Regions from separate parts of the Homo sapiens genome. Here region 1 is linked to region 2. A link is a contact called in ENCODE Hi-C or POLR2A ChIA-PET data. All regions are on one chromosome and are shown on one strand. The core of a region is the stretch at or near the end of the contact, and the rest is flanking DNA. Distances in the headings are between cores, read along the strand shown.

What was found. Hi-C counts contacts between places; a loop is a spot of excess contacts on that map. ChIA-PET counts read pairs that join two places held with the same protein, here RNA polymerase II (POLR2A). Pooled maps may share reads with other maps.
Region 1: a loop to region 2 is called in a map of heart right ventricle, with 4 times the contacts of the local background. The contact joins the promoter of MYCT1 here to the promoter of SYNE1 in region 2. A Hi-C loop is called at or near these places in 6 of 168 maps with a recorded cell type or tissue (IMR-90, cardiac septum, endothelial cell of umbilical vein and 2 more) and 6 of 50 pooled maps. POLR2A ChIA-PET finds 5 or more read pairs at or near these places in 1 of 52 experiments (T-cell).

Annotation. Positions count from the first base shown.
Region 1 is chr6:152,693,849-152,700,897 of GRCh38, forward strand. It overlaps MYCT1 (MYC target 1), which reads left to right and starts at 4,049. Exons shown (of 2, transcript NM_025107.3): 1 at 4,049-4,250. The coding sequence starts at 4,055.
Region 2 is chr6:152,635,057-152,641,502 of GRCh38, forward strand. It overlaps SYNE1 (spectrin repeat containing nuclear envelope protein 1), which reads right to left and starts at 2,306. Exons shown (of 146, transcript NM_182961.4): 1 at 2,133-2,306; 2 at 1,582-1,749.

The DNA of each region.
Region 1 (7,049 bases), core at 2,799-5,298, 61 kb after region 2:
TCAATGGGAAAAAAACTTAAAACTTTTCCTTTAAGACCGGGAACAAGGCAAGAATGCCCACTTTTCCACCTCTATTTAACGTAGTACTGGACGTCTAGCCAGAGACTAGAGAAGAAAATGTAATCAAAGCATACACATCAGAAAAGAAGAAGTAAAAATATTTTTATTTGCAGATGATTTAGCCGTATATGTAGAAAACCCTGAAGACTCAGCCAAAAAACTATCAGAACTGATTTCAGCACTTTCTCCCTGTGCCTCTAGCTCTGACTCTCATTGTTCAGATTTAAGTCAATTTCCCTCTCAGATCTGATCATCACTTTCCATAGCCACAATCAGACATTCATGAAGACTTATTTACTGAGAAAAAAATTAATGACACTGACCTTGGGAAATTATCTTTACTTCCACTGTAGTTTGTAAAATCTTAAAACTTAACAGCTAGATTTTCACCTGACCTCTATTTTAATGTTGTCATCATCACCTCTATTTTTAATTTTGTCATTCTCCCTACCAAAGTGAATGAATTTAAAGAGAAAGAAAAAGAAGACCAACATTTATACCATGTAAACAAAGAAGAAAAAAGGCATAACTCTGTTAAAATGACATGTTCATATTTTTAGTCATCCTCCTAGTTACTTTCTAAAAACTTGAATTAAAAAACAGATTTAAAATTTTAATTTTTTGTGGGGAGTTCTTATAGGTTTTGACAGTACTCCCAGTTTACTGAAACTGTTTGGGTCAATTTAATATTGGGAAGATAAAACCTATTATAGTTTTAAAATATAAAGCTAAAAAAGGAAATTCAATGTCAAATATGTACCTTCTCTTAAATGTGATGATGTTCTTTTGTATCATTTGATATTGTTATAAGTTAAAATGTAAAACTATTAAAATGCATGTGAATAGAGATTTTTAACTTGTTTTTTAGGGTCCAGTGACACTTTTATTAACTTGGAGTGTCCAAAATACTTTCATCTTGAGATCCCTTCAAATTATTTCATTTCCCTATTTAATAAATATTTATGAAGAGCCTATTGCATGCCAGGCACTATTTCAGCCACTGGAGTTCAGTTTGTGAACAAAATCAATAAAGCTCCTATCCTCATGAAACTTATTGCTGGTGGAAGAGACAAAACACAACCAAAAAAGCAAAGCATTTTTATGTACCCTGAATGCTTACGTTCCCCCAAAATTAATATGTTGAAATCCTCCCCGCCAAGGTGATGGTAGGAAGAGGTGGGAACTTTGGGAGTGATTTGGGTTATCCAACCCTCATGAATGGGATTAGTGTCCTTATAAAAGAGGCTGAAAGTGACCCTTCACTCCTTGCACAGTGTGGGATCACAACGAGAAGATGACTGTCAACGAGACAGCGAGCCCTCAACAGACACTGACCTGCCAACCCCTTGATCTTAAACTTCCCAGCCTCTAGAATTGAGAAATAAATTTCTGTTGTTTTAAAGCCACCCAGTTTAGGATATTTTGTTATAGCAGCTGGAACAGACTAAGACACATATATAGCATAATGTCAGGGTATGATAAATAACATAGGGTCAGGAGACAGAGCATGGTTTAAGTGGGAACACTTTAGACAGGGTGGTTAGCGAGTGCCTGTTGAAGAGTGACTTCTGGCCAGAGACGTGAATGAGGAGAGTGAGGAAGTCATGTGAATATCTGAGGCAAGAACAAACTTCTCAATGTACTTTATGACCACTGGAGAACCCAGACCTAAAGACCCAGGTTATGAAATAATGAGCAGTAGAAAAGCAAACCTAACAGTTTTGTAAAGATAAAAATCAAGTTCCTGTTGTGGCATGACAAGTCATGGGACTCAAAAATCACGTAGACATAAACATTCACTTAGATAGATCCATGCCAGGGAAAGGTATGAACCCTTACCAAGCAAATTACATACACAGACAAGAGCCAGTGCTGTCCACAAGCAAGCTATTCCTAGGTCATAAACTGATTTAAGAAACACATTTTCTTTAGAGTTTTGACTGGGTTGTGGCCATCTGCAAAAATGAAAACCCATTGGGAGAAAATCTGCATAGTTCAACATAGAACAATGAAAGGAAGTGTCAGCCTGTATCCCAGCCCTGAAATGGAATGAGCTCTGTTTCTGCACAGAAGGCAGTTGAGACAATGTCAGTTACCCATTCCACTCATTTTGGTTTATTTTAAGGAAAATGCAATCTATGCAGTGTTTAGGAAATTATATACACCTTTGAAATTAGGATTTATTGCAATCAGGTAACCTTTAATAATGCAAAATGTGTATTTAAAAATACATTTAGTAATTAAGAATCGTACTCGATGCTTTTAGAACAGTAAAGTGATTAGTATTTCAATATACTTTCATCCAGATTACATTTTCTTCAGAAATAACATGTTCTTTTAATTTTCTATTTTTATGAACTTTGTTAACAATATTGAAAAGTAAAGACAACTGTTGAAATGTAAGCCCTTTTTGTCTGTTAAGTAATAGTAGGAGCTTTTATTTACTGGATTATTTGAAAATAAACTTTAGCAAGAATATTATAGAGGTGAGTCTTTATATTTGCTCAGTGAATTCTCTAAATTTTCTATGACGTTTTATAATTCTCTTAGATGATTTATATTTTAATTTCTAATAAATTTATACTTAAATTCACAAAAAAATGAGACTGATCAGAAACAACCTCATTTTGGAAGAAGCAGGACTGCAAAAATTAATATAACTGTCTTTTTTTGTTGTTTTCTTAGAACTACTCAGGAATATATTACAGACTTCACAAAGAGGAATACTACTTTGCACTAAGTCATATTCTAATGACTAATAAGTTAGAATATGATTAATACAAGATATATGCAAGAGTTCAGGCTAGAGTTACTCAAAGATTGATGAAGCCAGATCATGGAATGCAGTTTAGCGCAGTTACTAGGTGCAGTTTGACACGTTATTCACAATTTCCAGTGCCTCCAAAGTCCTCAGAGGATCCAGTCTAAACAAGCAAAGCTTGAGGAAAGACTCTTGAAATGTTAACTAACTTGTGTTTCTCAAAATGTTTCATGTAACTCTTTCCTATATCAGTTCTCAAACTTCTCTATAAAAAACAAATTCCTGAGATCGTTGTACCCTTTGTTATAGCACTTAACAAACTTTGTAATGAAAAATTTTGCATTTATGTTTTCCCTCCTTGATTTTAAATATATTTCTTCAATGTAGAAACTGTTTTTTCATACTAAATACTAAGTAAAGAGTAACACAAATTTTATATAAATTACACTTAGATATTTATGAAATGAATTAAATAACTTTCAAAATTTGTATACCAAATAGAGAAACAGACATGTTAAGAATATAGTGGCCGAGCGCAGTGGCGCATGGCTGTAATCCCAGCACTTTGGGAGGCCAAAGCAGGTGGATCACTTGAGGTCAGGCCTAGTTCATGACCAGCCTGGCCAACATGGTGGAACTCCATCTCTAGTAAAAATACAAAAATTAGCCGGGTGTGGTGGCACGCGCCTGTAATCCCAGCTACTCTGGAGGCTGAGGCAGGAGAATCGCTTGAACCTGGGAGGGGCAGGTTGCAGTGAGCCGAGATCGTACCACTGCACTCCAGCCTGGGCGACAGAGCGAGACTAAGTCTCAAAAACAACAACAACAACAACAACAAAGAATTTAGTAAGTATCTGAGTTTTGAATAGTCCTTTCCCCCAATTTACTATATAAATTTAATTTTCAAGCATTGGAACGTGGTCTATTTCTCAATTCTGTATACATTTAATTCAAGGTGCTGTAGCTGAGAGTTTGGAGTCTTCCTTTCCATGTCAGTAGGGGATGAGGAAACACACACACACACACACACAAACACACACACACACACACAACCCTGTTATCCTAAAAGCAGTTTTGGAGGTGGCTGAGAGGAGAGAACTTAGGAACTTAGCTGAGGAAATGATGAAAAGGACATTGTTTTGTGTCTCAGGAACCATGTGGAATTCCAAGATAAGAAAAACAGTTGCTAATTTGAGTATAAAAGCAGGAAACATGATACACTTATTTCCTTTTATGCGAACACAAGTATATGAGGGGTTGTGTAAAAATTATTTTTCTCTTGCTGTACTACAAAGAGATAGAATCAAACTGCTTTTTTTCGACATACTGGTTTTTCTTTCTGTTTTTCTTCTCTTTCTTCTATTTCTTGTGGATATTATGGCTAATAACACAACAAGTTTAGGGAGTCCATGGCCAGAAAACTTTTGGGGTAAGGTATTTTCTTTTACTGTTTAAAATTTAAAATTAGGATGTAAGAAATGCACTGCGTGATTATTAAAACAGTGAAAATCTCTGAGACATTTTGTTTACTATAATGTGATTACTTAAAGTTTTCATGTTTATTAACAGAAATCTATTTCATACGTTTATTAGCAGAAATATATTTATAGATATAAATATATACTTATATATTTATTTGTCTTTATAGTGTTCTATGAAGATATTCAAGAAGAATCTGGGTATTAAGTACAGATTTTGGCTGGTGTTACAAAATATAATTAGGAAATAGTGAGGATAAAAATAAAAAACATAAGGTGGAGGTAATTCCTGCTTAGAATATGGCATGTAGATTTTGTTGGAAAAATTAACTTTCATTTGTTTGAAGGTTATAGATTATATATTTTATTTTATGAAACTGAGATTTTCCATAGAGGCTATTTTCACTTATGTTGTGAATGTTATATGCTTTAATTTCCAAAGTGAATCCTAATAACATCTGTACTTAAATGAGTGAATTTAAAGTGCAATAACACAGGTAAAATAAATGAATGACTTTAGAGTATAACAAATAAAACATGGAATAATATGAAATTTGAGAAAACTATAGTAGAAAAGATTAAGTGGAAATAACATCACGTGTAACATTCAATGGAATCCTATCACAGGGGTTGGGGGGAAAGAACAATACAAAAGTATTTTTTGGAGAATTTTTTGTCTGAGTCCAGCCACAGCTAACAGTCCAGTGTTCCCTGATGTTGACAATGGGACTGTGCTGAGGTCAAAACTCAGTTGCTCCAGGTTAGAGGTACAAAGAAGATGGGCTCACATGGGGAGTTGACATGTACTCTTGGGTTCAGGGAAATTTTTATATTAAAGGAGGCAATTTAAATTAAATTCAGAAAAACACTTTAATGAAGAAAATAGTATATATGGACAGATCTGTTTATATGGCCAGAACAAGTTTTTAATCCTCTCAGTGTACAATTCAGACTTTCTGCTGTGATTCAAGGTGGGGTTTTGGGAACTTTCACATAAACAGTGAGCAGTAGTGGCCGACTTTTCCCAGCAATCTATATGTCTACCATCACAGAAATTTGCATGAAAAGAATTCACTCCAGTCCTTTAACCTATGTACTTTCTTAGATGAAAAATGTGGGGACAAATATTTATTGGTTTTAAAAGATATTAAAATTCAGCATAAGAAAAAAAAGAATTAACTCATTCTTTTTTTCTCACCTACATTTATGTTTGCTGGAAGACTGAAAAGGAAGGATATTGGTGAGCTCCTAATAAATTTATGTAACAGAATTAAGAAGAAGAAAAAAGATTATTCTAGTACATTGTAAAGAAAGGCTTTGGTAATAGGTTATTTTAGGTAGCTAGCACTAGACAGAAGCCTTTGAATTGTAGATGTCTGATTATATGCTTGTTAAAATATTATTTGCTGTCCTCACTTATAGAGAAAATAAGTGCTAAATGCACACTGAAAAAGAGCTAGAGTCTGTCTAAATCAAATTCATCATTATAAAAGTGTTCTGTATAAATTATTCAAAAGTAAAGTAGTTTTTGCAAAAATTAATATGTAGAAGTCAATCTATTTTTTTCAAACCATTCAAAATTAAATTTCAGGTTTACTTAAAAAAACAAATCATTATTCACTGACTAAAAGATTAAAATAAACTTGATATTAATAAGAGAATGTTTAGTTGGAGTTCACCTATTGATTCTAAAAATTTAGATATTTTTAATATGGAAATCTGTGCTTAAGAGGGAATTAAAACCTGTTATTTCAAAGCCAAATACTAGTTTTTCCTTTCTCTTGTTATGTGACTGTAATGAAAATTAGATGAAAATAATGAAAACCAGAAAGGGGAGTGTTACATTGATAAACATTAACAAAGCCAATGGAAACATGGAGAGCAGATATAATGTTTGATGATTTTAGGAAAATATATAAAAGATTGTATTATTGCCTCTGGGGTAAAAATATGAAGTATAAAATGTGAATAAAAATATAAACATATAAAATGTATACATTTCCTGAAATATAAATGTCAATCTTTTAAATTTCCATTGCTTTTGTGTATCTAAATTGATGTCTATTTTGACCACTGACTCCTCAAAAATATTATTTTGAGAATCTTGTACAATGCAGTGTAATGCATTGTTATTGCTTCCAAAATCAGTCATCTGCTTGGCACATTGAATTTGGAAAATAAAGAAAAACAGCTTAGAAAAGGAAAACTTGTACATTGAACCATATAAATTGCTCAGACGTAGCACACTTTAAGGTACAGAAAAAGTTGTTTTCCCAATATAACTTTTCTGGTTTACTTTAATGAGCGCTAAATGATGGCATAATAATATCGGGTTATTACCAAAAACAATAGCTTGCATTTTCATAGCTATCACCCACTAAAACTTCCTAAAGGTGTGCAAGCATTTAAGTGCAAGGGTTGGCAACAAAGTTAGCCTGAAAGTGACAACACAGATGCAGACTATCACCTTCCACTCCCTATTTTTGCTTTCTTTAACGCACTTCCTTTCTCTATAAACATTCCCATGAAAGCTGCAGGAAACATGGCCCGTGAAAATTTGCCATGTCCTCCTCTAAGGCAATAGGAGACAAATACTGAACTCAGTTATTCTCTCAGTACTTGAGAGTCCTGTAGAAGACGTAGTTTTGGTTGTTTCTGCTGTCTTGCTTTGCATTTTTTTCCTTATGGCTAGCTTTGTGAAAAGTTGGGGGAAGATGTGGTTGCAGGAGTTTGCATTTATTCACTTAATT
Region 2 (6,446 bases), core at 1,056-3,555:
GCTGTGTGTGCAGCATAGTTATCAGAAAGTAGGCCCAGTGCAGCACCAAACAATTCTTGAACATTTTTAAATGGCAAACTAGCTTTTTCCAATCTCCTCTCCCTGGCAGGAAGGACTCAAGTAAAAAAGAGTTCTTAAATGAGGTCAATGAGGACAGAAGAAAACCAGTTTGTGAAAATCATTAGTTCAGAAAGATGAAAGTGAGACTATAAAATAAGAGCTAGGCAAATATTTCCAAAGCCTAGCAAATATTGTTATCTGGGTCAGTCTGAAGCTGTTTCTTAATCTTCAGCATGAAACATATTAAGTTAGTATAGATCTCTCACATTTTGTTCTAAATCTGCCACAAAGTAATGAACAGAAAAGAAAAAATAGATATGTATTTTGTCACACTGTTCCGGTGATATCAGGAACTTTTTAGCCATACTACAAATCTTTTTTCACCATGGGGAATAAAAAGCCTCTCAAAGAACAATCGTCATGACTCGTGATTAAATTCGCATTTTATGAAGATGTAGGTCATATTAATGACCTTTGCCTCATTGAAAATTATTATACTTTCTCTTGCATAGGTCTGGCTTCTGTATACGAATGTTGTCTTTAGGAAAGTCATTCTCAGATGAAGACAAAAAATGGATGGGCATTAAAGAAGAGAAAAATAATTCATTTTTAACTTTCTTAACATTCACAGGAACATTTCAGATACAAGTTTTCCACCCCAAAACGAAAAGCTCAGAAATGAACATTGTGGGATGCTAAGGCTTCATTGCTGATATTTCCCTCTGGGCTGGACCTGACTCTATTTACGGAAGGGGGCAGAACTTCCAGCATCCAAAGTCTGGGATCCCAGTCAGCACACCCAGCCTGCCTTCCCAAGGGGCTTCTTCCTGTGCGGCTGATGGCTGCTTCGTTTTGCACGGATGCCTGCCCGTTGGGATGCACCTGGCCGCCTGTGCACCACCATTTCCCAGAACTCCTCCGCCAGCAATGCAAGATCTCTCTATGTGAAACGTATCTTTATAAAGAGGAGACGAAAGTTCTCTTGCCCTCTAGTGCAGGCTCTGCCGGGAAGCAACTGCACCATGACAGCGCCGCTGGAGTCTGACGCGCCAGGGCCTCCGCGCAGCCTTCAAGCCATTTCCCTCCCCCAGCCCTTCCTAAAATAGTCAGGGGGTGGAGGAAGGGAGGCTCCTAGAATCTGTTCAACGCCCTACCTCTCCCATCTGATAGTAGCAACAGTACCGACCATCACAATAAGAGGCTGGCTGCCTTTTGCTTCTGCACCATTGGAGCCCAGGAGATGTGCCACAAGCGGAAATGACAACTCAGAGAGGGGGATATTAATAGGGACATCTACGTACGAGATGCAAAGAGGCTCCCCAACCTCCTAGTCTCCTTATCTATGAGTATCGCACACGTACACACATCACTGCCACCACCCCCTCCCATCAAGCACGCAGAGCCCCAGCGTGCAGGCACAAACTTGCTGACAATTTGTCTGCAATGTGTTCGTCTTGCACCTCTCTCTCCTCTCCCTGTCTCTGTCTCTCCCTGTCTCCCAGTCTCTGTCTTTCCTTTTACCTTCTCTCTCGGCCTCGTTCAGTTTCCCAGCAGCAAGGCGAAGCGAGCGAACGCTTCCTCCCGGCTCTCTGCGCCCAGGCTCGGCGGGACCCCGGGGATGCGCGGCTGTCCGCCCGCCCTGTCGCCGGGATCGGGCGCGGTCTGCAGGACTGCGGGAGCCCAGCCGCCCTGGTGACAGAGGACAACAATCTCAGCCCGCTGCGGCCGGCGGCCGCGGCCCGGCGCCCGCGCTCACCCTGGCTGGCTCGCCCACACTCACTCCCGCGCCGGGCTGCTCAGCCGCGCTCCCCGCCCTCCGCGACCGGTTCCTCCTCCCGGCTGCTCGCTGGGGGGTGAGGCCTCCCCCTTCGCCCTCCCCCACGCATCTACTGCTCCTGTCGGGAAGGAAGGTCGCCCAGGCCGGTTCAGCCTCTGGGCAGGGTCCCTGCACCGCCCTGGCCCGCCACACCCCCTCCCCGGCTCCGTGCCCCGCGCCCCGCGCCCGGCTCCGGGATGCGCCGGTGCCTGGAAGAGCTGGGGGCGGGGACCCGGAGGCTCGCAGGCTTCCCTACCTCCTGGAGATGCACGGCCTTGGGCGTTTCTCCGCAGCTGCAAAGCTGTGCTGTGACCCACCCGCTCAGCGAGCCTTTATACCGGGACCACCTCCCGGGGGTCGAGGTGGGAAGGAAATGTCCCTGAGAGCCGGGACGCGCTGCCTCCGCTGCCTGGAGGAGCTGCGCTGTCCTGCCAGCTAACTTTTGCCCACGGTTTCCACTGCCCGGGTGACCTTTCTGAGCGGAACCTATCCTGAAAGGCTGGGAGGTTCCCTGATGGTCCCAGGAAGGGCGTGATGCAGAGCAAAGAGCAAAACCCGCTGGCTCCTTTTTCATCAACTTCCGAAAGATCCTAAATCGTTTTGGCTGCCAAGTCAGTAGCAAATAACTTAATTTGAGGGAGACTGGTCAGGCTTTATAGATCTTTTTTAATGTTATGTATAAAGTTTAGACTTCTTGAGAAAGCGCTTGACATCTTTAATTCTTGACTGTTTATTATGATGATTCTAAAAACCACTTTTAGGTTCTTCAGGTGCACTGTATGCACCCTGTACATTGCGGAGCCATTTGTATCTTTGGCCACAAGTCCTTCTCGTGGTGTAAGAGATCTTGGTGTTGCCTGGTAGCATTCAGGAGAATTTATTTTGTTGTGGTTTTATGGTATCCAGGCAAAGTCAAACACAGTCTCTCTTCACCAACAGTGAAGTCCAAGTCCAACAGGATGATTGCAGCTAAAATAATCGAAGCCATGTTGCAATAATCTTAAAAGTAATAATCCCCCCCTTGAATCTCCAATCTGAACAAAACAGTCATTTATCCTCTAAATTTGCTGAAAGGAAGGAGCAGTTTATAAAGTAGATGAAGTTTCTCTTTGCTGCCTGCCTTTCCCTTACCTGCTGCCAACATTCCCACTGCCTAGCTTTCCATTTTCTTCAAATTCTCCTTCTTCTGGATCGTGTCAAAATAATAACATCTGAAACAAATCTGGTAAACCAATCTGATGTGTTCCTCTTCTTTGTGCTGACTTTTGTTTTTTTTTAGAGAGAGAAACCAAACAATGGATCTCTATTTGCAGAACTTGCTACCTCCAAAAGTTGGGCCTGGAGGAGGAGTGTTTGGGATCACTCTCAATGTATGCCCTGCCTCTGCCTGAGGGCAACAATCCTGGGGCACCCCCAGAGCCCCTTGTGGAGACAACCACCAGAGCATAATTATTCCAGGTCAGCCCTCTGTGCCCAGTGGCCACAAAATGGGGTCCAGATTTCCAGGCTTGCCACTCAGAAGAAACAGATCAGAATGGCTCAGCTCACCCTCTCAATCCCTACCTTCATAGAATCAATCCACCCTGCCGGCTTTTGAAGATGGGTAGAAAGTTATTGTGCCAACTTTGCCATTCTTTTTGTTTGTTTGTTTGTTTGAGATGGAGTTTCGCTCTTGTTCCCCAGGCTGGGGTGCAATGGTGCAATCTCGGCTCACTGCAACCTCCGCCTCCCAGGTTCAAGCAATTATCCTGCCTCAGCCTCCTGAGTAGCTGAGATTACAGGGATGCGTCACCACACCTGGCTAATTTTGTATTTTTAGTAGAGACAGGGTTCCTTCATGTTGGTCAGGCTGGTCTCAAACTTCCGACCTCAGGTGACCCATCCAGCTCGGCCTCCCAAAGTGCTGGGATTACAGGTGTGAGCCACTGCACCTGGCCACCAACTTGCTATTCTACACGTTAAGCAACTACTTTCTTGGGTTTACTTACTTGAGAAGTGAGCCACTTAAAACACAAGCCTGAAACATTGCTTCCACCAACTAAAACTCCTCTACTAGGCCTAATCTCTGTTCTCACAGGCTGAGACAGACAGAAGCATAGAGCTGTCTTGCTGGCATTGATTCCCTATACAGCTGAAATCCCATTCTCAGCTAAACTTTATCCTCTGTAGAAGGACTAAGCACATTTTAGAGTTTTGCAAAGGGCTTGTCAGTTTCACACACCCCAGGGAAGGGTGTTGTAGCTCCATTTACTCAACAGCTATTGCTTGAACACTTACCACATAACAAATATTGTCCTAAGTGCTGGGGCTACCGTGGTAAGCAAACTCTGACCGGGCTCTTGCCTTCATGGAGCTTACAGTATGATGGGGGAAGAGCCAGACATTCATCAGAGAACCACACAAATACTTATAAAACCCCATTCTCCAAGCAAAGGCAAATGTTGCTATGAGAGCTTTCAAGAACGGGAGTTGGCCAGGCATGGTGGCTCACACCTGTAATCCCAGCATTTTGGGAGGCCAAGGCAGACAGATCACTTGAGGACAGGAGTTCGAGACCAGCCTGGCCAACATGGTGAAACCCCATCTCTACTAAAAATACAAAAATTGGCCAGGCACGGTGGCTCATGCATGTAATCCCAGCACTTTGGAAGGCCGAGGCAGGCAGATCACAAGGTCAAGAGATCAAGACCAGCTTCACCAACATGGTGAAACCCCATCTCTACTAAAAATATAAAAAATTAGTTGGGCATGGTGGCGCATGCCTGTAGGCCCAGCTACTCAGGAGGCTGAGGCAGGAGAAACACTTGAAGCTGGGAGGCGGAGGTTGCAGTGAGCCAAGATTGCACCACTGCACTCCAGCCTGGCGACAGAGTGAGACTCTGTCAAAAAAAAAAAAAAATAGCCAGCGTGGTTGTAGGCGCCTATAATCTGAGCTACTCGGGAGGCTGAGGCAGGATAATTGCTTGAACCTGGAAAGCGAAGGTTGCAGTGAGCTGAGATCGTGCCACTGCACTCCAGCCTGGGTGACAGAGCAAGACTCAGAAAAAAAAAAAAGGAGGGGAATTAATTTATTTCAGGGATTAGAAAGGCTTTGCTAAGGGAGTGACATCTGAACAGTGAGGTGCAGGAACTAGGTGAACGTGAGCAGGTGGGAAATTGGGAGAGCGCTCCAGACAGAAGGAACAGCATATGCAGAGGCTCTATGGAAGAAAAGCACATGGTGCATTGCAGGAACTGAGGAAGACTGATGAGGTTGCAGAAGAAAAAGCAAGGGAGGGGCCAGGAGGTTTAGGGAATGGTGGGCCCAGTACAGCTGGAAACAGAGCCAAGGGCAGACTATGCCAGTCTTAAAAACTGAACCAAAGGGATGGCCCTTTACAAGAAGCCATTAAAGTGTTCTCAGTGCAACATGATTAGATTTATGTTTTAAAATGTTCTCTTTGGCTAAAATGTGAAAAAACAGATTAGAAGTGGAGCCAGAATCAATAAACATGGACCAGTTAGGAAGGTGGTGCTGTAATCCTTTAGAAAAGACTGTGGTATTTATTATTAGAGTGATGGTGGTGGGAAAATGTAGACAGATTTGAGAGATATTTAATAGATAAAACTTACAGGGCATAAGGCCATGTTGTGCTATAGACTGAATAGGTATGTTCCCCCACCCCCAAACTCATATGTTGAAACCTATCCCCAGTGTCATGGTATTAGGAGGTGTGGCCTTTGGGGGTGATTAGGTCATAAGGGTAGAACCCTCATGCATAGAATTAGTGTGCTAATAAAAGGAACTTGGAGAAGTCCTTGCCCCTTCCACCATGTGAGAACACATCAAGAAGACAGCCATCTATCAACCAGGAAGTGGGTTCTCACCAGACACTGAATTTGAAGGTGCCTTGATCCTGGACTTCCAGCCTCCAGAACTGTGAGTAGTAAGTGTCTGTTGTTTGTGAGCCACCTGTACTATAGTATTATGTTACAGCAGCCCGAACAGACTAAGACATGTGTCAACAGGAAGTTAGAAAAGTATAATGGTTAAAGTATTGGGTTTTAAAGCAAGAAAGGCCTGGGTTTGAGTCCCAGCTTTACCATTAAGTGCCTATGTGATTTTTAGCTAGGAATTTAACCTCTTGTGAATTCAGGTTTACAACCCTGCAATTCAGGATTCTAATAGTATCTCATTCATAGAGCTGTTGTGGGGACTACATGAGCTAATGCCTGAATAGCACTCAGCACTTCAGTGCCTGGCATGTGGTCAATAAATGAAAGATATTATTAGCATCATTATTATGCTTCTAGTTATTATTACTATTAGTCTAGATGTTTCTGAAGTTGGCAAACCATCACTCTCCATTTCACATTGCAATAGCCTAATAGAGCTAGGACACCAGTTCCTGAGAGCAACAAAATACAATCCCAGGGCCATCACAGGCTGAGAGACAGCTGCCAGGACAGCAACCTGACTTCCTCCTCCACCAGGCCCAGGGCCTGTCCTCCTCATCCGTCTTTTCATTCTGTCTCACTTTACAAAGAATCTTCTTCTTATATATCACTGTAGTTGGGCCCCCAAGGTCCC